Linked DNA regions of Homo sapiens: region 2 is linked to region 1. The links are chromatin loops, found by intact Hi-C in ENCODE. Cell type or tissue: CD14-positive monocyte. All regions are shown on one strand. Each heading gives the region's core, and the rest is flanking DNA. Links, peaks and the distances in the headings are about the cores only. Region 1 overlaps PCBP3 (poly(rC) binding protein 3). Region 2 overlaps PCBP3 (poly(rC) binding protein 3).

Evidence for each region. Peaks named below come from ENCODE experiments on the same cell type or tissue, not always from the same donor. Only the 100,000 strongest peaks of a DNase experiment are listed, where the experiment ranks them.
Region 2: a loop joins it to region 1, with 1.9 times the contacts of the local background. A loop is called at or near these places in 2 of 110 quality-filtered maps.

Annotation. Positions count from the first base shown.
Region 1 is chr21:45,647,187-45,659,410 of GRCh38, forward strand. The region is part of intron 1 of PCBP3 (poly(rC) binding protein 3); the gene reads left to right. Among named protein-coding and RNA genes, the nearest start is that of PCBP3, 9.6 kb to the left of the region's middle. In CD14-positive monocyte, for the core only: no CTCF peak of the experiment used is centred there; no DNase peak of the experiment used is centred there.
Region 2 is chr21:45,703,287-45,715,510 of GRCh38, forward strand. All of the region lies in intron 2 of PCBP3 (poly(rC) binding protein 3), which reads left to right. Among named protein-coding and RNA genes, the nearest start is that of PCBP3, 66 kb to the left of the region's middle. In CD14-positive monocyte, for the core only: no CTCF peak of the experiment used is centred there; a DNase peak (open chromatin) is centred at 6,095; H3K4me3 peaks cover 527 bases; H3K27ac peaks cover 874 bases.

The sequences.
Region 1 (12,224 bases), core at 4,798-9,797:
TGTGGCCCCATTTGTTGTACACTTAACCCAGGTTACTCTTTGACATCTCTTTTGTTGACAGAAACTCAGGAAAACTTCCTTCTGCCTCATCCAAGCTTCAGAAATACTCCCTGATTCCCTACTGTTTGCCATTTCCTATGCTATGATCTGGGAACCCATGAGGGAATGAGACAGAGTTCTTATTGAAGGGCTCACCTGTTCGGATTGAGGAAGGAACATGTAAACAGATAATTACAGGGGGCCATACTCAGTGCTGCAGTTGGGATACATAGAAAACCAGGCAAACGTGTTGAGGGGCAATTCATTTGGGCCGAGAATCAGGGAAAGCTTTAGAGAGGAGGTGGCCTTTGGGCTGGACCCTAGGGCATGAGTTATAATTGGGCATGGATTGGGTATACATTTATTAGAAAAAGACTGGAAGGTTGGAATAACCGGAGTACAGAGTGTGTAGTGGTGTGGAGGCTGGAGGTATGGAAGCATAGTGAAGGAGTTGGGACCCTGCTGGAAGTGTTAGGGGCATTGTGAAATGGTTGGAACTTTGTTGGAGATGGAGGGGGGTGAAAGTGGAGGAGGAGTTGCATGGTAGGTAGAATAATGGCTCATAAAGCTGTCCACATCCTAATCTCAGGACTATGTTATGTTACATGGCAGGGGAGTTAAGGCAGCAGATGGAATGAGGTTGCTAATCAGCTGATTTTAAAATAGGGAGATTATCCTGGATTATCTGGGTGGGCTCTGAGTAATCACAAGGGTTCTTAAAAGTAGAAGAGAGAGGCAGAATAGTCAGTGTCAGAGTGATGTGAGGTGAGAAAGACTCTAGCTGCCATTGCTGGCTTTGAAGATGGAAGGGTGCACTAGTCAAGGAATGTGGGAAGCCTTTGGAAAAGGCAAGAAAAGGGATTCTGTCCCCTAGAGACTTGGGAAAGGAATGCAGTCCTTGGTTTCTAGCCCAGTGAGACCCTTGTCTGACTTGTGACCTCCAAAACTGTAAGATAAATGTTTGTTGTATTAAAACACTAAGTGTCTGGAAGTTTGTTCCAACAGCAGTAAGAAACCGATAAAAACTGGGTCTCTTCATTTGGCAGTCTTAGCTGACAAAATTAAGGAGGGAATAACATGATTAGATTGGTTTTAGAAGATAAAATGATGGAGCTGCCACTTGGGTATAATTCAGCCCAGATAAGCATAGTTCTATTCTCTATTTCACCTCCTAGGTAAGACTGGCATCTGATATTGTCTTATTTGGCCCAAATCCCACTTCCAGTCTCTCTCAGCAGCTTCCACAGCCTATACCACTCCCAATTGCCGTGTCCCACTGGGTCATCTTTCCTCTGTGTTGGACACTTGAGAAAGAGTAGACCAGGTATGCACTTACCACTGAGATTGTGGTGTCACAGGCTAGGCCCAATTCCAACCTCATAGCTGTTGTCAGATTACTTTCCAGAGGTTTGTTTCTTTACATCCTCACTAATCCTTCGTAGCTTCAGATGTTTTAATTATTGCCAATTGAGTAGATATTAAATATCTTACTGTTTTAATTAGCATTTCCTTGGCTAGTGAGTTTGAGGATTTTCTACCCATACTTTGGCCACTTGAGCTTCTTCTAAAAATTGTATTCTTATATTGTTTGTCCACTTATTGTCTGGATTATCCTTTTTATAGCTTTTTAGAAGTTCTTTACATATTCTGGATTCTATTTGTATCCTGTTCTTTATCCTTTTAAATGTGCTGTTTTGATGAACAGATGTTCAGTTTTAATGTAGTCAGATTTATCAATATTTTCCTTACAGTTTATGGTGATTGAGTCTGATTTAAGAAATCTTGTGTTACTACAAGGTAATTGTTTTAGTCCATTTTCATGCTGCTGATAAAGACATACCCGAGACTGGGCAATTTACAAAAGAAAGAGGTTTAATGGACTTACAGTTCCACGTGGCTGGGGAGGCCTCACAATGATGGCGGAAGTTGAAAGGTACATCTCACATGGCAGCAGACAAGAGAAGAGAGAGAGCTTGTGCAGGGAAACTCCCCTTTTAAAACTATCTGATCTCTTGAGACTTACTCACTGTCACAAGAACAGCATGGGAAAGACCTGCCCCCATGATTCAATTACCTGCTTACTGGGTCCCTCCCATAACACATGGGAATTCAAGATGAGATTTGGTTGGGGACACAGCCAAACCATATCAGTCATAATATATCCTCCTCTTTAAAAAATATTTAAATATTTGCTTTTTATAGTCTACTTAGAACTTATTTTTGTGTGGGGTATGAGATAGAGATCCAATTTTAAATTTTTTCCAAATTCATAACCAATTGTACCAGTATTGTTTATTGAATACAGTCCTTTCCCCAGTGATCTGCAGTGGTACCTCTGAAACACATCAGATTTCACAAATGCATGGATCAGTTTCTGGTTGCTTCATGTACCTAATGATAATTTAATTTCTTTCTCCCTAGTTCTTAAATCTTTTATTGATCTTTTTTTGTCTTTTTTCCTTTGCTTGGACCACTAGAGAAAGTTGTATGGAGATTGTGGTAAGATTATCCTTATATTGTTTTTCATTTAAAAGAAATGCTGTGAAAGACTGAATTATGAACTTTGTTATTTTTTTTTTGGTAGATTCCTTTATTAGGTTAAGGATGATCACTTTACTAGTAGTTTAATAAAAGCTTTTTAAAAAAATCATGAATAGATTTTGAATTTTCTCAAATGGTTTTCTATACAGTGTACTTATTTAGATAATTTTAAGCTTTTTTTAAAAATCGTGATTGAGATGAGATATTTTATTCTTTTAATTTAAGCCATCATTGATTTCCTGGGAGAAACTGTGATGTACTACATTAAAAAATATTACCAGGCCAGGTGTGGTGGCTCACACTTGTAATCCCAACACTGAGAGGCTGAGGCTGGAGGATCATTTGAGCGCAGGAGTTCAAAACCAGACTGGGAAATATAGTGAGACCCCATTTTTACAAAAAAAAAAACCAAAGAAAAAAAATTAGCCGGGCATGGTGGCATGCATCTGTAGTCCTAGCTACTTGGGGGACTGAGGTTGAAGGATCACTTAAGGCTGGGAGGTTGAAGCTGCAATGAACTGTGATCATGCCTCTGCACTCCAGCCTAAATTATTGGACCCAATATGCAAATATTTGGGATTTTGGCATATATATTCATAAGAGGTGTTGACCAGTGATAATCTTTTCTTGTATCACCCTTATTCAGATTTGGTATCAACATGATACTTCATCATCTTTGTAATAATTTCTTTCTTTTTTTTAGAGACAGGGACTCTCTCTGTCACCCAGGCTAGAGTGTAGTGGTGCTATCATATCCTACTGCAGCCTTGAAGTCCTGGACTCGAGTGATCTTCTTGCCTTAACTTCTTGATTAGCTGGGATTATAGGCGCAAACCACCATGCTCAGATAATTTTTAAATTTTCTTTTTGTAGAATAAGGGTCTTGCTATGTTGCCCAGGCTGGTCTTCAACTCCTGGGCTCAAGAAATTCTCCCATCTTGGCCTCCCAAATGTCATAGTTTTGGAAAGGGAGGAATTTTTATTTCCTGGAAATTTGGCAAAATCGATTCTTAAATGGTCTGGATCTGGACCTTTTTAAATATGGAGACACTTGCAGTAGCAATTAATCACTTTGGAAGGGTCGCTAGTCCATTCTGCTCACATTTCATTGGCCAGAAGGAGTCATTCTGGCCATACCTAATTTCAGATGGGGCGGGGTGGTAGAATCTTCCTCATCCTGGAAGCAGGGGGCACTCAGTCCAATAGCACAAGGAAACAAATTTTGTCAATAATCTTGAGTGAGCGTGGGAACAGATTCTTCCCGTCAAGGCTTCAGGTGAGAACACAGCCTGGCAAACACTTTGAATGCAGCTTTGTGAGACCCTAAGCAGAGGACCCAGTTAAGCCTGCTTAAATTCGTGACTCACAGAAACTGTGAGATATTAAATACATATTGGTTTAAGGTGTTAAATTTGTGATAGCTTGTTATGTGGCAATAGAAAACTGATGTACTGATCTCTACTGACCTCCCCTTAGAAGTGGATTTGGGTTGATGAAGGGTGTTCGACTCTATTTAAGGTAACCAGCTTATTATTTATTTTCTTTTATACAACGTTTTTTCTATTTATAAAAGTAATACAAATGTTTTGTGTAGAAAAATTGGAAGAAACAGAAAATTATAAAGTAGAAGATCAACATTATCCTTAATCTTAGCACAAAAGGATATTCAGTGTTTTTTCCTACTTGTATTTATGTATGATATGCATATCCTAAAGTTGGGATTCATTCCAAAGTATGTTTTTTGAACCAATATTTTTCCTTTTACTAGATCATGAGCATTTCCTTGTCTCATAATGTGTTCTTCTAAAATATGATTTCAAATGGCTGCATACTATTCCAAAGAGTGTCCCAGTTTATTGAACCATTTCCCTATAGCTAGACATTTATGTTGCTTTAAAATACTCATCATGATAAATAATGCTTTGAAAAATATCCTATACAAAAATCATTGTGCGTATCACTGATTGCTTCTAAATTTCTAAAGGTAGAACTATTAGCTCAAAGGTTGTAAATGTTTTTAAGTCCTTTTCTACCTAACCATCTATTTTCCAACATTTCTAAAAAATAATGTAAGACTTAGACATCTGTTTCTGTAACTCACCAGGTTGGGATAGGACAGAACTATTGATTTTTGAGCATCTAGGTTCCTGTTTTCTTAACCCTGTTTGCAGAGTGGTTTTAAATTATTCATTAAAGTGCAATATGGATTCTATTTATAGACGCATTTGTGTATGAGATCGCTCCTTTAATGTTTGGGGAAAAGCCTACAAATTGCTATTATCACATTCCTATCTTTGTAAATCCTTTTCTACTCCTATTCACCCTTTCTTTGTTCTCAGTCAACCCAGTAGAGACACTGAGACAAATAAAGCCTTGTATCCTTATATTATTCAGACAGAATGGCTGTTCTGAGCCAGCCCTTGTTCTTTTCTTCTTGCCATTTATTAATTAGTTGATCTCAAAAAGATGAGAGATCAGAATATTAATGATTAATTCAAAAATATTTTTCCTGGTCCCTAAAGTAATGGATGTTTGTGTAGAAAATTTCTAAAGGAAAGATTAGCATAAAAAGCAGAATAAAATCTTGATAATTCTACTACCCACAGATGACTACTATTTAAACATAACTTGATCATGCCAGCTTATTCTTAAAATATGTGACTGGATTCTGATGGCTTTTTTTTTTTTTTTTGAGACGGAGTCTTGCTCTGTTGCCCAGGTTGGAGTGCAGTGGCATGATCTTGGCTCACTGCAACCTCCTCTTTCCGGGTTCAAGCAGTTCTTCATGCCTCAGGCTCCAGAGTAGCTGGGATTACAGGCACGTTCCACCACGCCTGGCTAATTTTTGTATTTTTTAGTAGAGACGGGGTTTCACCATGTTGGCCAGGCTGGTCTCAAACTCCTGACCTCAGGTGATCTGCCCGCCTCGGCCTCCCACAGTGCTGGGATTATAGGTGTGAGCCACCACGCCCGCCCTGATGACTAATATTTTGTTTGGAGTTTTTGCATTTGTGCCTGTGAGTGAAATTGGCTTGTAATTTTCCTTTCTTATAGCTGTTCTCTTTTCTAATCTGAGATGAATGCTTAATTTATTAATTTGCAGCTTTTCCTTTTTTTCTAATATGTGTGTTTAAAGTGATATATTTTCTTGTAAACAATGCCTCAACTACATCATACAAAGTTTGATCTAAGGCATTTTCATTATTGTTTGTTATGCTTTCTAATTTCCATTATGGTTTTTTCTTGGATTCCTAGGTAATTTAGAAGAACGTTTAAACATTTCTAAACATATGCATATTTTCTTGTTTTATTATTCTTCAGCAAAATTATATTGCCCAAAGATCCTGCTTTCTATGATTTTAATCCTTTGAAATATGCTGATTTGCCTTGTAGCCCAGAATATGGTATGTAAGTTTTCTCAGATATTCCTATGTGCCTGGAAATAATTGGGTTCAATGTACTATACTAAATATTCTGTTTAGCTGAGTTGGTAAGCATGTTACATCTGCTTTCTTACTAGTTTTTTTTGGTTGTTATATTCATTACTGAGATAATTACACAATTTCATGATGATTATGGATTTGTCTTATTTTTTCTAGCAGTTCTGCCAGTTTTTATGTATAAATTTTTGAGACTGTGTTGTCAGGGCCACACAGATTTAAAACTATTAGGTCTTCCTGATGAATGGAGACTTTAATTATTATGACTGGTTCTCTTTATATCTAGTAATTAATATTTGACTTTATGATATGGTATGTCTGATGTTAATATTAACATAGCCATGCTAGATGTTTTAGGCTCATATTTACATACTATCTTTGTTTTTTATCTTATTCTCAACCTTACTATAGTTTTATGCTTTAGGTATGTCTCTTGCAAAGAGTATAGTTAGATATTTTTTTCATTCAATCTGACAGTCTTTGTCTTTTAATTGGAACAGTTCATTTACATTAAATGTAATTACTGATCTATTTGGGTTTAAATTTACGATTCTATTATGTATTTGTCTTGTCCTACATTTTCTGTGTTTATTTTTCTCTCTTTTCTTGCATTATTTTAATCTGATAATGTGATTTTTTGAAAAAATCATTCCATTTTTCCACCTTCTCCAGTAGTTTGGAGATTGTCCTATTTTTTGTTCTTTTAGTGGTTATTGTGTAAATTGTTACTAACTTATCCAGATAATGTAGTTATACCTTTATCTTTCTCCTAGACAGATCATAGTTTCTTAGAAGACTTGAACTCTATGACCCCCCTCCAGATTCATATGTGCTTATTATTATGCACTTTAATTCTATATATTCTTTTTAAATTCAGTGAAATAAATTAATATTAACGGTATTATATTAACAATATTGGTATTAATAGTATTATTACTGGTAACATTAACAGTATTGTATTAACAGTAATATTAACAGTTAGTGTTCATTTAGATTTATTCAGATACTTGTCTTTTCTTTGCTCTTCATTGCTCCCTGGCATTTCTAACTTATTCTGGGATGATTTCATTTCTGCCCAAAGGGCCCTCTTTAGAAATTCCTTTATTGCAGGTCAGCTGATGTAGACATTGCATTTTTTTTTTTTTTTTTTTTTGAGATGGAGTCTTGCTCTGTTGCCAGGCTGGAGTGCAGTGACGTGATCTCAGCTCACTGCAGCCTCCACCTCCCAGGTTCAAGTGATTCTCCTGCCTCAGCCTTCCCAGTAGCTGGGACTACAGGTGCACGCCACCACGCCCAGCTAATTTTTGTATTTTTAGTAGAGACAGGATTTCACGATGTTGGCTAGGATGGTCTCAATCTCTTGACCTCGTGATCTGCCCACCTTGGCCTCCCAAAGTGCTGGGATTATAGGCGTGAGCCACCGCGCCTGGCCAACATTACATATTTTTTAATCTAAAAATATTTTTATTTCATCTTTTAACAAATTCTTTCAATTTACTTAAACGTTTTGTGGGATATAATTCACACACTATAAAATTCACCCTTTTAAAGTTTACAATTGAGTGTTTTTTGGTGTATTTTCAAGGTCATGCAACTGTCATTACTACATAATTCCAGAACATTTTCTTCACTTTAAAAAGAAACCTCATACACAGTAACTACCTGTTTCTTCCTCCCCAAAGGCCCTGGCAACTGTGAATTTAGTTTTCATCTCTAAGAATTTGCCCATTATGGAAATTTCATATGAGTGGAATTATATAGTATGTGGCCTTTTGTGTCTGGCTTCTTTCACTTTGCATAACATTTTCAAGCTTTATCCATGTTGTAGTATGTATCAGTATTTCATTCCTTTTTGTGGCTAATATTCAGTTGTATCGATATATGGCATTTTGTTTATCCATTCATCAGTAGATAGACATTTCGGTTGTTTTTTGGCTGTTATGAACAACATGCTATGAACAGTAGTACGAGTTTTCATATGAATATATGTTTTCACTTGTCTTGGTTTACACTAGAAGTAGAATTGCTGAGTCATACAGTAACTCTGTTTAACTTTTTGAATAACTGCCAAATTGTTTCCCGAAGATGCTGCAACATCTTCGGGAAACAATTTGGCAATGTAAAATTCCAAACAATTTGGAATGTAAAATGCTGCACCATTTTATATTCCCATCAGTAATTTATGAGGGTTCCAATTTCTGCACATTCTATTCTCTCAAACACTTGTTATTTTCCAGTTTTTTGATTATAGCCATGTAGTGGGTGGGAAGTAGTAGATATTGTGGTATAAATTAGCATTTCTGTAGTGACTGATGGTATTCAGCCCTTTTTATGTACTGCTTATTGGCCCTTTTTGTTTTTTCTTTGGAGAAATGGCTATTTAAATCCTTTGCCCAAGACTTCATGACTAAAACACCAAAAGCAATGGCAACAGAAGCCAAAATTAACAAATGGGATCTAATTAAACTAAAGAGCTTCTGCACAGCAAAAGAAACTATCATCAGAGTGAACAGGCAACCTACAGAATGGGAGAACGTCTTTACAATCTATCCATCTGACAACGGTCTAATATCCAGAGCCTACAAAGTACTTAAACAAATTTTCAAGAAAAAAAAACCCATCAAAAAGTGGGCAAGGCATATGAACAGAAGAAGACATTTATGCAGCCAACAGACACATGAAAAAATGCTCATCATAACTGGTCATTAGAGAAATGCAAATGAAAACCACAATGAGATACCGTCTCACACCAGTTTGAATGGCAATCCTTAAAAAGTCAGGAAACAACAGATGCTGGAGAGGATGTGGAGAAATAGGAAAGCTTTTACACTTTTGGTGGGAGTATAAATTAGTTCAACCATTGTGGAAGACAGTGTGGCGATTTCTCAAGGATCTAGAACCAGAAATACCATTTGACCCAGCAATCCCATTACTGGGTATATACCCAAAGGATTATAAATCATTCTACTGTAAATACACATGCATGCATATGTTTATTGCAGCATTGTTCACGATAGCAAAGACTTGGAACCCACCCAAATGCCCATCAGTGATAGACTGGATAAAGAAAATGTGGCACATATACACCATGGAATACTATGCAGCCATAAAAAAGGATGAGTTCATATCCTTTGCAGGGACATGGATGAAGCTGGAAACCATCATTCTCAGCAAACTAACACAAGAACAGAAAACCAAACACCGCATGTTCTCACTCATAAGTGGGAGTTGAACAATGAGAACACATGGACACAGGGAGGGGAACATCATACACCAGGGCCTGTCGGTGGTGGGGGCCTAGGGGAGGGATAGCATTAGGAGAACTACCTAATGTAGATGACGGGTTGATGGGTGCAGCAAACCACCGTGGCATGTGTATACCTGTGTAACAAACCTGCACGTTCTGCACATGTATTCCAGAACTTAAAGTATAATAAATTAAAAAAAATAGCTGAAAACAAAAACAAAAATAAATAAATCCTTTGCCCATTTAAAAACTGGATTGTCTTTTTATCGCTGAGTTGTAAGTGTTCTTTATGTATTCTGTATGTTAGTCCCTTATCAGGTATATGATTTGCAAATATTTTCCCTCCAACTGTGAGTAGTCTTTTCATTTTCTTTTCTTTCTTTCTTGAGACAGAGTTTTGCTCTGTCGCCTAGGCTAGAGTGCAGTGGCGCAACCTCGGCTCACTGCAAGCTCTGCCTCCCAGGTTCATGCCATTCTCCTGCCTCAGCCTCCCGAGTAGCTGGGACTACAGGTGCCCGCCACTGCGCCTGGCTAATTTTTTGTATTTTTAGTAGAGACAGGGTTTCACCGTGTTAGCCAGGATGGTCTCGCTCTCCTGACCTCGTGATCCACCTGCCTCGGCCTCCCAAAGTGCTGGGATTACAGGTGTGAACTACCGTGCCCAGCCTCATTTTCTTGATAGTATCCTTTGATGCACAAATGATTTTTATTTTGGTAATACTGCATTTATCTATTTTTTTCTTTTGTTGCTTGTGCTTTGTCATATTTAAGACATTGCTTAATCCTAGGTCACAAAGATTTACACCTCCGTTTTATTCTAAGGGTTTTATAGTTTTAGCTCTGAAATTTAGGTCTTTGGTGCGTTTTGAGTTAATTTTTGTCTATGGTATGAAGGAGGAGTTTAACTTCATTCTTCTGCCTGTGGCTGTCTAGTCCTAGTACCATTTGTTCAAAAGACTACCTATTGAATGGCCTTAGCACTTCTGTCAAAACTCAGTTGACCATAAAATATGGGTTTATTTCTGAACTCTCAACTCTATTCCATGGACCTATATGTCTCTCTCTATGCCAGCAGCACACAGTCTTGATTATTGTAGCTTTGTAGTAAGTTTTAAGATTGGAAAGTGTGAGTCCTTCAACTTTGGTCTTTTTATTTATTTTGGTTATTCCTGGTCCCTTGCATTTTCATATGATTTTTAGGTTTGGTTTGTCACTTTCTGGAAAAAAAAAAAGGCAGGTAGAATTTTGATGGGGATTAATTGAATCTGTAGATAATTCGGGGAGTATTGTCAGGTTAACAATATTAAGTTTTCCAATCCATGAGCATAGGATTTAGTAGCTATAATAGTTTTTTAGTGGATTCCTGAGGATTTTTTATATGCAAGATTATATTATCTGCAGATATAGATACTTTTAATTCTTTGCTTCTAATCTGCATGCCTTTTTAAAATTTTTCTCATGTAATTGCCCTGGTTATAAGCTTTAACACAATGTTTAATTGTTGTGGCAAGGGTGGACATCATTGTTTGTTCCTTATCTTAGGGGGAAAGCTTTTAGCCTCTCACCAGTAAGTATAGGTAGCTGTGAATTTTTATAGATGCCCTTAATTAGGTTGAGGAATTTCCCTTCTATCCCTATTTTGTTGAGTGTTATTATCATGAAAGCGTGTTGAATGTTGTCAGATGCTTTTCCTGCATCTATACTGTTATTTTTGTCCTTTATTATATTAATGTCATGTATTACATTGATTCAGTTTTGTATGTTGAGCCAACTTTGAATTCCCTAGATAAATCCCACTTGTCATGGCATATAATCCTTTTTATATATTGGTGGATTCGGTTTTGCAAGTGTTTTGTTGAGGATTTTTTGAGATGGAGTCTCACTTTGTCACCCAGGCTGGAGTGCAGAGGTGCGATCTCAGCTCACTGCAGCCTCTGCCTCCTGGAGTCAAGCGACTCTCCTGCCTCAGCCTCCTGAGTAGCTGGGATGACAGGTGCGTGCCACCATGCATGGCTAATTTTTGAATTTTTAGTTGAGACAGGGTCTTACCATGTTGGCCAGGCTGGTCTTGAACTCCTGACCTCAAGTGCTCTGCCTGCCCTGGCATCCCAAAATGCTGGGATTACAGACATGAGCCGCCACACCCAGCCTTGTTAAGGATTTTTAAGTTTGTATTCTTAAGACATGTTAATCTATAGTTTTCTTGTGATCTCTTTGTCTGGTTTTGGTATTAGGGTAATACTGGCCTTATAGAATGAGTTGGCAAGTGTCCGTTTCTCCTTGTGAAGGATTGGTGTTCATTCTTTAAATGTTTGATAGAATTTAATAGTGAAGCCATCTGTTTCTAATTTTTCCTTGTGGGAAATTTTTAAAATACTGAATATCTTTACTTGTTTTAGGTTTTTTTCAGATGTACTGTTTTTTAAGTTTTGATAGTTTCTGTCTTTCTAGGAATTTGTGAATTTCACCTAGGTTATCTAATTTATTGGCCATCAGTTGTTCATAATATTTCTTTATAGTCCTTTTATTTCTGTAAGGTTGGTAGTTTTCTTTCTGATTTTAGTAAATTGAGTCTTCCCTCTTTTTTTCTTGGTCATTCTAGATAAAAGTTTGTCAGTTTCATTGGTCTTTTTTTAAAAAAAAAACTTTGGTTTCATTGTTGTTTTTCTATTTTCTGTTTCATTTTTGCTCGAATATTTGTTTTTTTCTTTCTTCCACTTGCAAAGGTTTAGTTGGCTCTTTTTCTGATTTCTTAAGGTAGAACGTTAGGTTATTGATTTGAGATATTTCTCTTTTAACATAGGTGTTTACAGCTATAATTTTGTAAGAACTGCTTTTACTGCCTTTCATAAGTTTTGATATGTTGTGCTTTCTTTTACTTTCCTTTTTTTTTTTTTTTTTTTTTTTGAGACAGGGCCTTGGTCTGACACCCAGGCTAAAGTGCATTGGTGCCATCA
Region 2 (12,224 bases), core at 3,531-8,530, 55 kb after region 1:
CCAGATCCATCAGAGGAATCACCATCTGTGGCAGCTATAGCCTTACAAAATGTATTTCTTAAGTAGTAACACTTGAAAGTCAAAATTACTCCTTGACCCGTGTCTTGCAGAATGGATGCGGTGTTAACGGGCATGAAAACAACATTCATCTCCTTGCACATCTCCATCAGAGCTCTTGGGTGCATTGTTCATGAGCAGTAATATTTTGAGAGGAACCTTTTTCTGGGGTACAGTGGCTGGGAGAGGGTGAGTTGGTCTTGAAGGGCCTTGGAGGCCGATAGGAGAATTAGACTTTTACTCCGTGGGAAATAGGGAGCCATTGCAGGGTTTAGAGCAGAGCAATGACATGAATAGACTTAGCCTGTAAAAGGAGGATTGTGCCTGCTGTTTCGGGGGGCATGAACAGAAGAAGGAGCACATTCATCAGGTAGGATGGTGGTGGCTGTGACCAGGGTGGCAGCAGTGGATATGCATGGTGGCTGGGTTCTGGGTGTAGTTTGGTGATACATCTCCTGGGGCTTGCTCATGAACATGCATGTGACATGAAAAGGAGAGGCATCAAGAGTGGCTCTTGGCTTGATAGCCTAGCAAGGTGGCTTTGCAGTTGTCACATGAGGTTGCAGTTTGGACATGTCCTGTGGTGGATAGCAATGGAATGTTACATGTTAGCAGGGGTTTGGGAGAGAGGACCAGGACATGGAGATGGAGGTTGCGAGTGGTTGATGGATGAAATTACCAAGTAGGGAGTACAAGGAGAGACGAGGATCCAGGATGGAGGCTGGCCCTCTGGCTGATGTCAAGAGGTCAGAAGGGAAGACACGTTTATCTTGAGTTGGGAAGAACAAACTGGTCAGCTGGAGGAAAGCCAAGGGGCACTGCCCAGCCGCTGAGTGGGTGGTGGTGAAGGTCATATCAGATGCTGGGGATGGCTCCAAGGAGACTCTGGTGGCAACCCTGAGCAGTGTGGAGTCAGTGGTGGCTGGGAGAAGGGCCATCACTGCTGGGGTGGAGCAGAGCCCTCAGGAATGAGGGGAGTTGACATAGTTTGTCTGCAGAAAGGAGTAAGGAAACATGGTGGTTGGTGGGGGAACTGGGAACAAGAGCAGGAAGTTTTAAAATGCAGGACATGCTATCCTCTGTTGCTGTGGTCTGCGGGCCAGCTGCAGACTGGGAGGCCGCAGCGTCTGCCCCCATTTTCCTGCTCTCCCCTGGCAGAGGCGCCCCAGGGGGCTCCAGGGGAGTGCTGTCTGCTGCTGGCGGTGGGGGGCGGTGATCGGATATGGGAAGGAGGGAGACATGGAGACATAAAACATTGTCTAAGTGAAGGGCAATCGTATTTGAAGTAATTTGAAGATTGACAGGAAATTCATAAAGGGAATATGGAGTTCCGTTTACAACAGCAAGAGATGCCTTGTCCATAGCTTCCTGACCTCTGGAAGAACAGAAGTTGCTGCTGGCAGAGTTCCAAAACATGAAAATGTAAAATGGAATTGAATAATCTCTCCTAAATCAATTTTGTGAGCCAAATGACCTAGAGAGTGATGTGATACAGTGCAGGTAGACGACACAGGGCGCTGCTGTCTGCTGAATACATGATGGCAGTTGATTCTGGAGATAACCAAATACCAGCTTCCCTTTGGTCTCTGGAGCCTGGTTTCTACCATTAGCCTCCACAGAGCCCATCTTGGGGAGGTGTGCCTCTTTTTTCTGGCTTCGGTGTGCTGATTCCAGAGTCTGTTGTGAGGGTCACCTTGCTGGCTGTGAGGAGCTCTCTCTCTGGGCCCAGCCGGAAGGCCCTTGCAGCCTCTTTTCAGGAGCACTGGGCTGTTGCTTTCTGTGCAGCATCGTGTGGATGCATCCTCTGAGTGAGGCTCATTTGCTTATGTGAGTTCCCTTGATCAGCCAGGTTCCCAGGGAATCTGTGGAGACTGGCTGTGTCAGCCACTGAGGCCAAGTGAGGGCTGTTGCTGTTTGTACTTATCCAGGGACACCTTCAGCTTGAGGCCCCACCCTTGTGAGCAGGGGCCTCAGTGAGCATCTTAGGGTCTCTGTGTGAGGTCACAGTAGGACCCAGACTGGAGATGTGGGCACAGTGGGTAAGTGACACCAGGGCTGGGACAAGCAGAGCCCCTCCTCGGCTGAAGATGTCCCCTGTGCACATAGAGACAAGGGCTCCTGCAGCTCCCTGGGGAGTCTAGCAATTGGTGGCTGTGTTTTCTCTGGGGATTCTTTACTGGGCGTGCACTTCTACCTGGCTTGACCTGCTTAAGGCATGTCAGGGTGCTCCTGTCTGTGAATTGGCAGGGAAAGTGCCTGTCAGTGTGGACCCAAACAGGGAACCTCTGGGCACCTGTGGTTGCCACAAATCAGGGATCCGTGGATGTTTTCTGTCAAGTCCTGGATAGTAAATATTTCAGGCATGAGGGTCACATATGGTCTCTTATAGTCTTTTTTTTTCCCCCTCTCAGCCTTTTAAAATAATAAAAATCATTTTTGGTTCATAGGTTGTACAGAAATGGTCTGTGGGCCATGGCTTACTGACCCCTGCTGTGAGCCCAGGAGGCAGGAATAAAATACTGACTTGGCCATGGTGCTCACTAATTCAGTCTCCATAGAGGTGAAGGAGGCACAGAGCACGTCCCTTGTTGGGACAGATCATTCTTTTGCACATGTGTGTTTATGTCAGTGTGAAAGTCAGTTTTGAAGAGGACCCTCCATCTTTCTTACAGCCTTTCACCATTCAAGACACTCAGTTGTCAAAGAGTCTTTTCCACCTTTACATTAGCAATGTTGTGTTTTAGAAAATCCTCCTCATTGCTGCAGTACATCAAAGGTAATGAATTTGAACAAACTTTCTCCTCCTGGAGCAGTCTTCTCTACTCTGACTACACATTAGTCATCTGGGGGGCTTTTGCAAAACAGCAGTGTCCAGGTCCCCTAACCAGGAAAGTCGAATCTCTTGGGGGCCCTGACATCACTGTGTAGCCGGAGGAAGAGCCCTCTGCCCAGGCTCACAGCATCTAGCAGCAGGTTCATTGATTCTGAGTGTGCTGCCTGGATGCCCAGTCTGGCTGACGTTACAGTATGCAGAGTCTCTTACACATTGGGGTGTGACAGGAGCTCACTATTGCTGCTAGTGCAGGCTTCTCCTTTCCCTCCCTCTGCTCTCTCCCTCCTTTCTCTCCCTCCCCTCTCCCTCTGCCATCTCTCTCTACTGCCCCCCTTTCCCTACCTATCTCTATTTCTCTCTCTCCCTCTGTATAGCTCCCTCCCCAGTCCCCACTGCTGCCCATGTACTGTAAATGCTCTAGAATTTAGGAAAGATTTTTGGCTTAATCAGCAAGTGCTGGTTCAATTAGCACAAATCCCAAATGACATGAGGAGGTCTTTCAGCATTTAGGTTGAGAAGCCCTAGCCAGGCAGAGGGAGGCAGGCTGATGTGGAGCATCCACCATGTGCACTTAGGGTGAGCACGCTGCCTTTCAGATGTCAGGGACACCAGTAAGCCCCTGTTCTCTCTCTGCTTCAGTTGATACTGTTTCAGTTCCCAGTGGGACTGACATCTAGGAATTAGGTATTTACTTTAAAAAATATTTCTCTCTGCAACTTGGATCAAACAAAGTTCAAGAAACTGCTTAGAAAGAGGTTGGTAAAAAGATGACAGAAAATCTCTTGGTTATGAGGCTTGTCAGCAAGTTTATTTTGTCCTTTTCTGTAACTTTTATTTCTAGGCCCCTAAGGTCAGCTTCTGCTTGCTCTTCATGCTGACTGAGTGTGCACGTACATTATTGATAGCAGGAGCGGGAAAGGAGTAATGCTTTCTACTTGGAAATATTCCCTGATAGAAGCCTTGAAATTGGAATACTTTTTTGTCTCTGGGGATCTAGGTCAGTGCTTCTGAAACTTTAGCGTGCACGAGTCACCTGGGTTTTTAAAATGCAGATTCTGGCTGGGTGCAGTAGCTTATGCCTGTAATCCCGGCACTTTGGGAGGCTGAGGCGGGTGGATCACCTGAGGTCAGGAGTTCAAGACCAGCCTGGTTAACATGGTGAAACCCCGTCTCTATTAAAAATACAAAAATTGTCTGGGCGTGATGGTGGGAGCCTGTAATCCCAGCTACTCGGAAGGCTGAGGCAGGAGAATCGCTTGAACCTGGGAAGCAGAGGTTGCAGTGAGCTGAGATCATGCCATTGCACTCCAGCCTGGGAGACAAAGTGAGACTCCGTCTCAAAAATAAATAAATAATAAATAATAAAATAAATAAAATGTAGTTTCTGACCCAGTGGATGTGAGGCGTGGGGATCTGCATTTCCAGTGAGCACCTCTGTCCACACTTGGTGAGGCTTTGGGCCATCATTGCATGTGATCCTTGACTGAGGCATAATCAGAATGATTCCAGAGGACATTTGCCAAATACAGAGGTATTATTAGGAGCATAATATCCAAATAGTGGAGGTGATAGTCCTGCTTCTCTGTGTGCTGCCTGCCTGAACTTGGACTCCTGGGAGAGGCAGGGAGAGAGTGGGGCCATCACTGGCACGTGCAGACAATGGAAGTGTCAAGACCCCACGCTGAAGCATCTTCTGAACTGCAGAGCTGAGCACCCCAGGTGTCATCTTGACTGCACATGTAGCCCCAGGAAGCTGGTCTTCCCAGGTGAGGAGGATGACCTGAGAAGCTTGCTCAAGGTCACTCCACTGGTGTCAGGATTTAGCCCAGGTATCTTCAGTGGCAAAGCCGACGTTCTGCTTCATCACTGAATAAAACTATGGGACTGAGGAAGTTTAATTCTACTGAGATAGCCTGACTCAGCATACCCTACTTCCCTCCTTCCTAGGGGTTCCACATGCCGAAATTGGGAAAAAGCTTTAGACTGGTTCTATGTGAAAGGAGGATGTTTGGGATCACCATGTGGGTACTATGGGGGAGGGATAGGTTGCAGCTTTTCTTCTCAAGGGCTAGAGTGGTGCTCTGGTCTCCTGAAGGTATTCCTGCAGAGGGTGGGCCACTTTATGGGAGGAGGTGTGGCAGGAGGGTCAGAATCTGCATTTCTGCCCAATTCCAAGGTCAAATTGCTGCTGTGAGAGTTCAGGGATCCTGTGAATCCCCATGGTTTCTGACCCCCTGAACCCTTGAGGAACACTGTTGATCAAGAAGCCAAGGAGGGCAACACCACTGTTTTGCTGCTTAAGTTTGGAAACCATAGAAATCTTGGAAGCTGACAAAGGATTCTCCTAAAATTCAGGAAACAAAGTGAAAGGGATCACTTGTAAAACATAGCTTCATATAAGCAAACTTCATGAGATAAAGAAATAAAAATCAATGTCTCATTTAAATAGAAAAAGAAAAGCTAGCAACCGTAGCTTGCAGCAGGGGTGGGAGTTAATACAATGAGGGGTTAATCCCTTCAAAGATTCAGAAATACTTTTAGGGAATTAATGTCCAAGATCTAATGGCATATTGGTGACTGTGATTCATGTGGGTTCCGTAGAGGCTTTTAGACCCTGGCTCTGTTTCAAGGGCGGAAGAATCCTTTGTTCCCCGTAGGAGCATTTGCACTGTTCACACACATGTCCAGTTGTCCAGAAAGCTCTGCATATGGCTGGGCGAGGCCCCCACTGGCAGGCCCATGTGTGTGCAGAGGCCAAGGGACCCAGCATGGATGAAGAAGCTGGCCTGAGCTTCAGTGCCTGGTAGATGTGATTTCAAAGACTGGTTTCCTTGCTTGCTAGCGGCAGAACTTTTGGACAAATGCTTAGCCTTTCTGGGCCTCCGTTTCCCCATTTGTAAAACAGAAACAACAGTCCATGTCTTGCTGAGCTGGCATGAGGAGAGCAGCCATGCAGAGGAAGTGCCTGGCATGCTGTAAGTTCTCAGCAGAAGGGGCTGCTGTTATGGCAGGGTCCAAAATTGCTAGCCTGTCTTCGGAACATTCGGCCTCTTAAGCTGAGTATTCACTGTAAGAATTAAGAAATATTTTGGGGCAAGGCTGACATTTTCTGCTTCAGTTGTGACTAAGTACATCACATACCTTAGTCAGAGGAGAAACACTCTATATCTTAGATACATGGCATCTAACTGGGTGCCTCAAATGATGAAATATTGAGTACTTCCTGTAAACTTGGACTTTCTAGGTTCCTCTTCTAAAGACACCATCACCGTGACCTCTGCAATGTCAGTGTCTGAAGATAGGCGACGACTTTTCAGAATTTGGCACTGCCGTGAGAGCTGCTGTTTTCCCAACATGTTCAGACTAAGACGGGGACCTTTTTTTTTTCTTTAATTGCTATTTCTTAATATTTTTTCTGATTTTAGAATGGTGTTAGATTTACAGAATTATGATGAGGATGGTACAGAGAATCTTTGTAAACCCCACATCCAGTTTAACATCTTACATCAGTAAGGGACATTTGTCATAGTTAATGGACCAATATCAGCCATTATTATTAACTAAAGTCCATACTTCAGATTTCTTCAGTTTTCCCGTAATGTCCTTTTCTGTTCCAGGATCCTAGCCAAGATCCCACATTATATTTAATCATTGTGGTTCCTCAGGCTCCTCTTGGCTGTGACAGCTTCTCAGACTTTCCTTGTTTTTGATGACTTTGACAATTTTGAGGAGGACTGGGCAGGTACTTTGTAGAATGTGCCTCATTTGGGATCTGCTGGGATCTGGTGTTTTCTGGTGATTAGTTATGGGTTTTGGGGATGAAGACACTGAGATAAACTGCCAGTTCTATCACTGTCAGTTTATGTCAAGGAAGCTCACTGTCAGCATGACTCATCACTGTTCATGGTGACCTTGATCACCTGGCTGAGGTGTGTTTGTCAGATTTCTTCACTGTAAAGTGACTCTTCTTTTTTATTATTATTATTAGTGTTATACTTTAAGTTTTAGGGTACCTGTGCACAACGTGCAGGTTTGTTACATATGTATACATGTGCCATGTTGGTGTGCTGCACCCATTAACTCGTCATTTACCATTAGGTATATATCTCCTAATGCTATCCCTCCTGCCTCCCCCAACCCCACAACAGTCCCTGGTGTGTGATGTTCCCCTTCCTGTGTCCATGTGTTCTCATTGTTCAATTCCCACCTATGAGTGAGAACATGCGGTGTTTGGTTTTTTGTCCTTGCGATAGTTTGCTGAGAATGATGGTTTCCAGCTTCATCCATGTCCCTAGAAAGGACATGAACTCATCATTTTTTATGGCTGCATAGTATTCCATGGTGTATATGTGCCACATTTTCTTAATCCAGTCTATCATTGTTGGACACATGCTGCTATAACGACACATGCACACGTATGTTTATTGCGGCACTATTCACAATAGCAAAGACTTGGAACCAACCCAAATAACTCTTCTTTTTTTCTCTGTCTTTCCATACTGTACTGTTTGGAAGGAAGTCATCTTGTGTAGTGCACACTTAAAGGGTGGAGAGTTGTGCTCTGCCTCACTGAGGATGGAGTGTCTGTATAAATTATTTAGACTAGTATTATCTTGGGAGATTTATCTGCTCTCACACTTATTTATTTTTCCAATCATTTATTTATTTAAGCATGAACGCATGGATTTAAAAACAATTCTTGGGTTTATAGTTCCATGTTGCATTTTTTTTCTCTCAAATTGCTCCAGCTTTGCCCATTGGGGGCACTTTCAGTTGGTTCCTGTGTCCCTTTGACATACCCACATCATTGTGTGTGTGTGTTTTGTTTTTAAGCACCTCTTTCCTTTCTGGTACTACTGAAAGTGATGATGCTCCAGGCTCATTTTGTGTATAGTATTTCCTGCCCTTGTGCTAGGATCAGCCATTTATCCAAGGAGTCCTGGTTCCTTTTATTGGAGAATAATATAAGAAACCAATATCTAGGTGCTGAATGTATTTGTTGCTCTGGGAGTTTTGTTGCTTTTAGGCCATTTTAGCTGACAGAGCAAAGGAGATATATGTTTGTATACTAACTAACCTGTATATATGCACATGTCTATAGATATTTCTATATGTAACCATCTGTATCTTTCTTGAGCTAACCTGTGTGTATATACATCTATAGATATTTCTATATGTAATCATCTGTACATTTCTTGAGCATTAGTTCATACTGACATTTGTAACTTGAATCCATTGCCACACGGATTATTCTAGCCTTCTCCCCTTGCTGGCTTCTCACTCCAACAGTGAGAAACTGGTTTGCACCATCCACTATTGATTTACTTAATTGTTCACCTTTAGTATACATGTATAGCAGTATGAGGATTGTTATCTTGTACTCCTTGGTAAACAACTTTATCAATTAGAGTACAGTGCTTATGTACTTCAGTGCTTACAGTTCCTTTTTCCTTCAACCTTAGAGATTCTACTCATTTCTAAAATGACTTAGGTCAGCACCTTATTCTCCAACCCCTTTGTTAAGGTTGTTTAATATATTTTTAATACAGTTAGATTGTTTTGTCACTTTCCGCATCCTGTCTTGAGATTGGACATCCTAAATGACGTTTTAAAATAAAGTACATACATTAAGGTTTAATTTTTGTGTTGTAAAGTTCTATGGTTTTTGAGAACTGCTTAATGTCTTGTAGTTATCATTAGAGTATCATACAGGGTAGTTTCACTGACCTAAAAATCCCCTGTGCTTCATCTCTTTATCTCTGCCCCTGAATCCCTGATAATCACTGATCTGTCAACCATCTCTATAATTTTGCCTTTTCCAGAATGTCATATAGTTGGAGTGATACAGTATGTAGCTTTAGTGGTATGCATTTAAAGTTAGTCTGTCTTCATATCTTGATAGTTCATTTCTTTTTATCACTGAATAATATTCTGTTGTATAAATATACCTTGATTTGTTTATCCATTCACTTATTGAAAGATGTCTTGGTTGCTTCCAGTTTTTGGCGGTTATGAATAAAGCTGCTATAAACATTTGTGTGCAGGTTTTTGTGTGGATATAAGTTTTCAATTCATTTGGGCAAATACCAGGGAGCACAATTGCTGGATCATATTGTAAAAGTATGTGTAATTTATAAGAAACTAGCAAACTCTTTTCCAAAGTGGCTGTACTATTTTGCATTTCCACCAGCCGTGAATGAGATTTCTTGCTGTTCTACATCCTTGCAAACATTTAGTATTTTCAGATTTTTTGATATTAATAATTCTAACAGGTGTGAGGTAGTATCTTGTTTTAATATGCAGTTTCCTAATTTTGATGTGTTTAATGTGGTGAGCCAGTTTTGAAAACTGACTCTTCTGTACCTCTTTCAAGTAAATTTTTACTTTTCCAAATGACTTGTCTCCGAATCTTTACTGACACTGTACACGTTGGTTTGTGGTCAGCATCTTATTAGCCTGAGCTATTATATACTAATTATGATGATGATTATTATACATTTCTTGTGAGGGTTGCTCTTTCTTTCATTTTTTTTTTTTTCCTATTGAGACAGGGCCTCACTCTGTCACCCAGGCTGGAGTGCAGTGGTGCAATCATGGCTCACTGCAGCCTTTGACTTCCTGGACTGAAGTGATCCCCCTGCCACAGCCTCCTGAGTAGTTGGGACCACCTGTACACACCACCATGCCCAGCTAATTAAAGAAAATTATTTGTAGAGGTGTGGTCTCACTGTGTTGCCCACACATTTGCCACTGTGGTGTTGTGGTCTCAAACTTCTGGGCTCAAGTGATCCTCCTGCTTTGGCCTCCCAAAGTGTTGGGATTACAGGTGTGAGCCACCTTACCTGGCCGAGGGTTGCTCTTTCCATGAGTCATTTACACTGAACTATTAATGCCTTTGCAGGAAGCTACAGAGGCCAGCTTCTAGGACCACGTGGGAATTTTGGGATAAAATGTATTATCTAGACTTTAGGAAATTACTTCCAGTAGTAATGAATTCCAGATTTCAACATGCCACTACTGCTAAAAAGTTGTGCTTGGTGTCCGTTTATCTTCCAGATAAAGCACCGCCAGCAAGCCCCTTCCTTGGCCTCGCATTCCAGATCTTCTCGCATTGGCTTGTAGGCTCTCTCTCTAGCTTGACCTACCATTTCTCCCTTTTAGTTGGTTTATGCTCCAGACAAACCGGGATGAGCCGCTGGCCTTGCTCTTGCTTTCCACCTGCTAGGACTGCCCTTCTGCAGACTGCATAAGCAGTCCTGCCCACACAGCCCCATACAGACACACCTCGTCTGTCCATGCGGAGTTCTTACCTACCCAGGGCCTGCTTTTGAATGTTGTCCCTCACTAACGACCACCTCATGAAGGCAGAGTGAGATTTCTTCCTTACTTTGCACATGGTTATGCATGTACCTGACCCTCTTCTTGAGACAGTGTGGGCTCCCTGAAGATGTGCCTGCACCTGCTGACGCCATGCTCCGCTACTTGCATGGTGCACGAGGGAGCACAGGACAGGCTGCACGCACTCCTTAGAGCACCTGCCATTCCAGCAGCCTCTCGATGGTGCTGGTGCTGATGAGAATGACGCTGCAGATGTGCAGCCATGTGAGTCTGCTTCATTGTCTCCTCCCAGAACTTTCCCAAAGGAGGAGCCAGTGCTGTTGTCTTGGCCCTGCTTCTGATTTCTGTTTTCTTCATTTGCATGCAATATTTTATTGTTGTCTTATGAAAGGGGCCTGTTGCCAGGACAGCTAGGGGTGGGGTATGTGCAGAGCCACTTGGTCACACTCCAGTTGTGTTCTTCCTTTATTTCAGTTTTGGGGATGGGAGAATATAAACGTTGTACACTTCTGTCCTCTTGTTTTGTCTTTCCTCTAAGGGCTAGTAGTTCCCACACACTCTTCTGAATGTACTGCCTATGCTCTGTGTTTTCGTTCTCTTCAGCGTGGTTGGTTGCGCCTCCATTTCCCTCACTCCTTTGGGGTCTCATCTCTTCTCTCGACTTTAAATACTGGCTGTGCTCTGATGACTCTTGCTCTGGGACTCTCCCATCAACTCCAGACTAATTTGTCTCAGTGCTTATTTGACATTTCCATTTGCAAGTCTAATAAGCATTTGAGACTGAATATGTCCAAAACTGAACTCTTGACCATTCCAGGACAGCTCCTTTTTCTGGTTGCTTAGGCCAAAAGCCTTGGTGCCACACTGGGTTCTACGTCTCTTAACCCTTAGTCCCATCCTCTAGGAAACCTGTTTCAGGGAACACACACACACACACATGCATATGCAGAGTCACAATGATGAAGCTCACATTACAAGGTATTCATAGACTTAAAGGAAAAACTACAGATAAGATTATACATTTGAAAATCATATAACTTGAAAGGGATTAATATCAAAGATCTAGAAAGAATAAGCATATAATAGATAAAAGGCTGTAAAATGACAAGTCAAATTGAAGAAGCCAGAAAGGATATAAGTATATGAAAACTTCATTTTTGAGACGAATCCATGAAATGTGAATTAAAACAGTGAGATACCATTTCACATTCATCAGCTTGGCAGGCATGAAGTCAGTTAATATGTACTGGTGAGATGTGGGGACCTTGCTCTTGGGAGTGCACATTTTTATAACCACTTTGGAGACTATTTTGGAGGCACGTTTTCAGGTAAAGTTGAAAATGTGCACATAATATGACCCACCGATGCCATTTTCAGGCATTTGCTCTAGAAGAACTAGTGGATGCCCATGGATATGGGCCTATGGTGTTTGTAAGAGCAAAACACGGTTTAACTGTTCTCAGGAAGGGGAACTGGACATTTGTTTTATTCACATAGTCAAAAACTATTCAACATTAAAATGAATGAATTAAATCTATGGGTATCAAAATGGATAAATCTCAGTAACAGTGTTAACAAAGCAGGTTGCAAAAGGATAAGTGCAGTTTGGTATTGTTTTTGGATATGCACGTGGCTGGTGAAGATATGTACACGTGAATGTGAGTACTGATTTGCCATCTCTAGATTATATGGTTTCCTTCCTATACAGAGGGGTATCAGTGGAGTATAGGGCTTCGGTGGTATCTGCAAGCATTTTTAAAAGAGATCCAAAGCAAATCAAAATGTTGACAACTTTTTAATCTTCCTGGTAAGTATATCGATGTCTATTATGTTTATTTTTTGAATTGAGGTATAATTTGCATACCATAAAATCTACCCATTAAAGCGTACAAGTGAGTAGTTTTTGGTATTAATATATTTACAGAGTTGTGTAAGTATTATCACTAATTTCAGAACATTCTTTATACCCTGAAAATAATCCCATGTACATTATCAG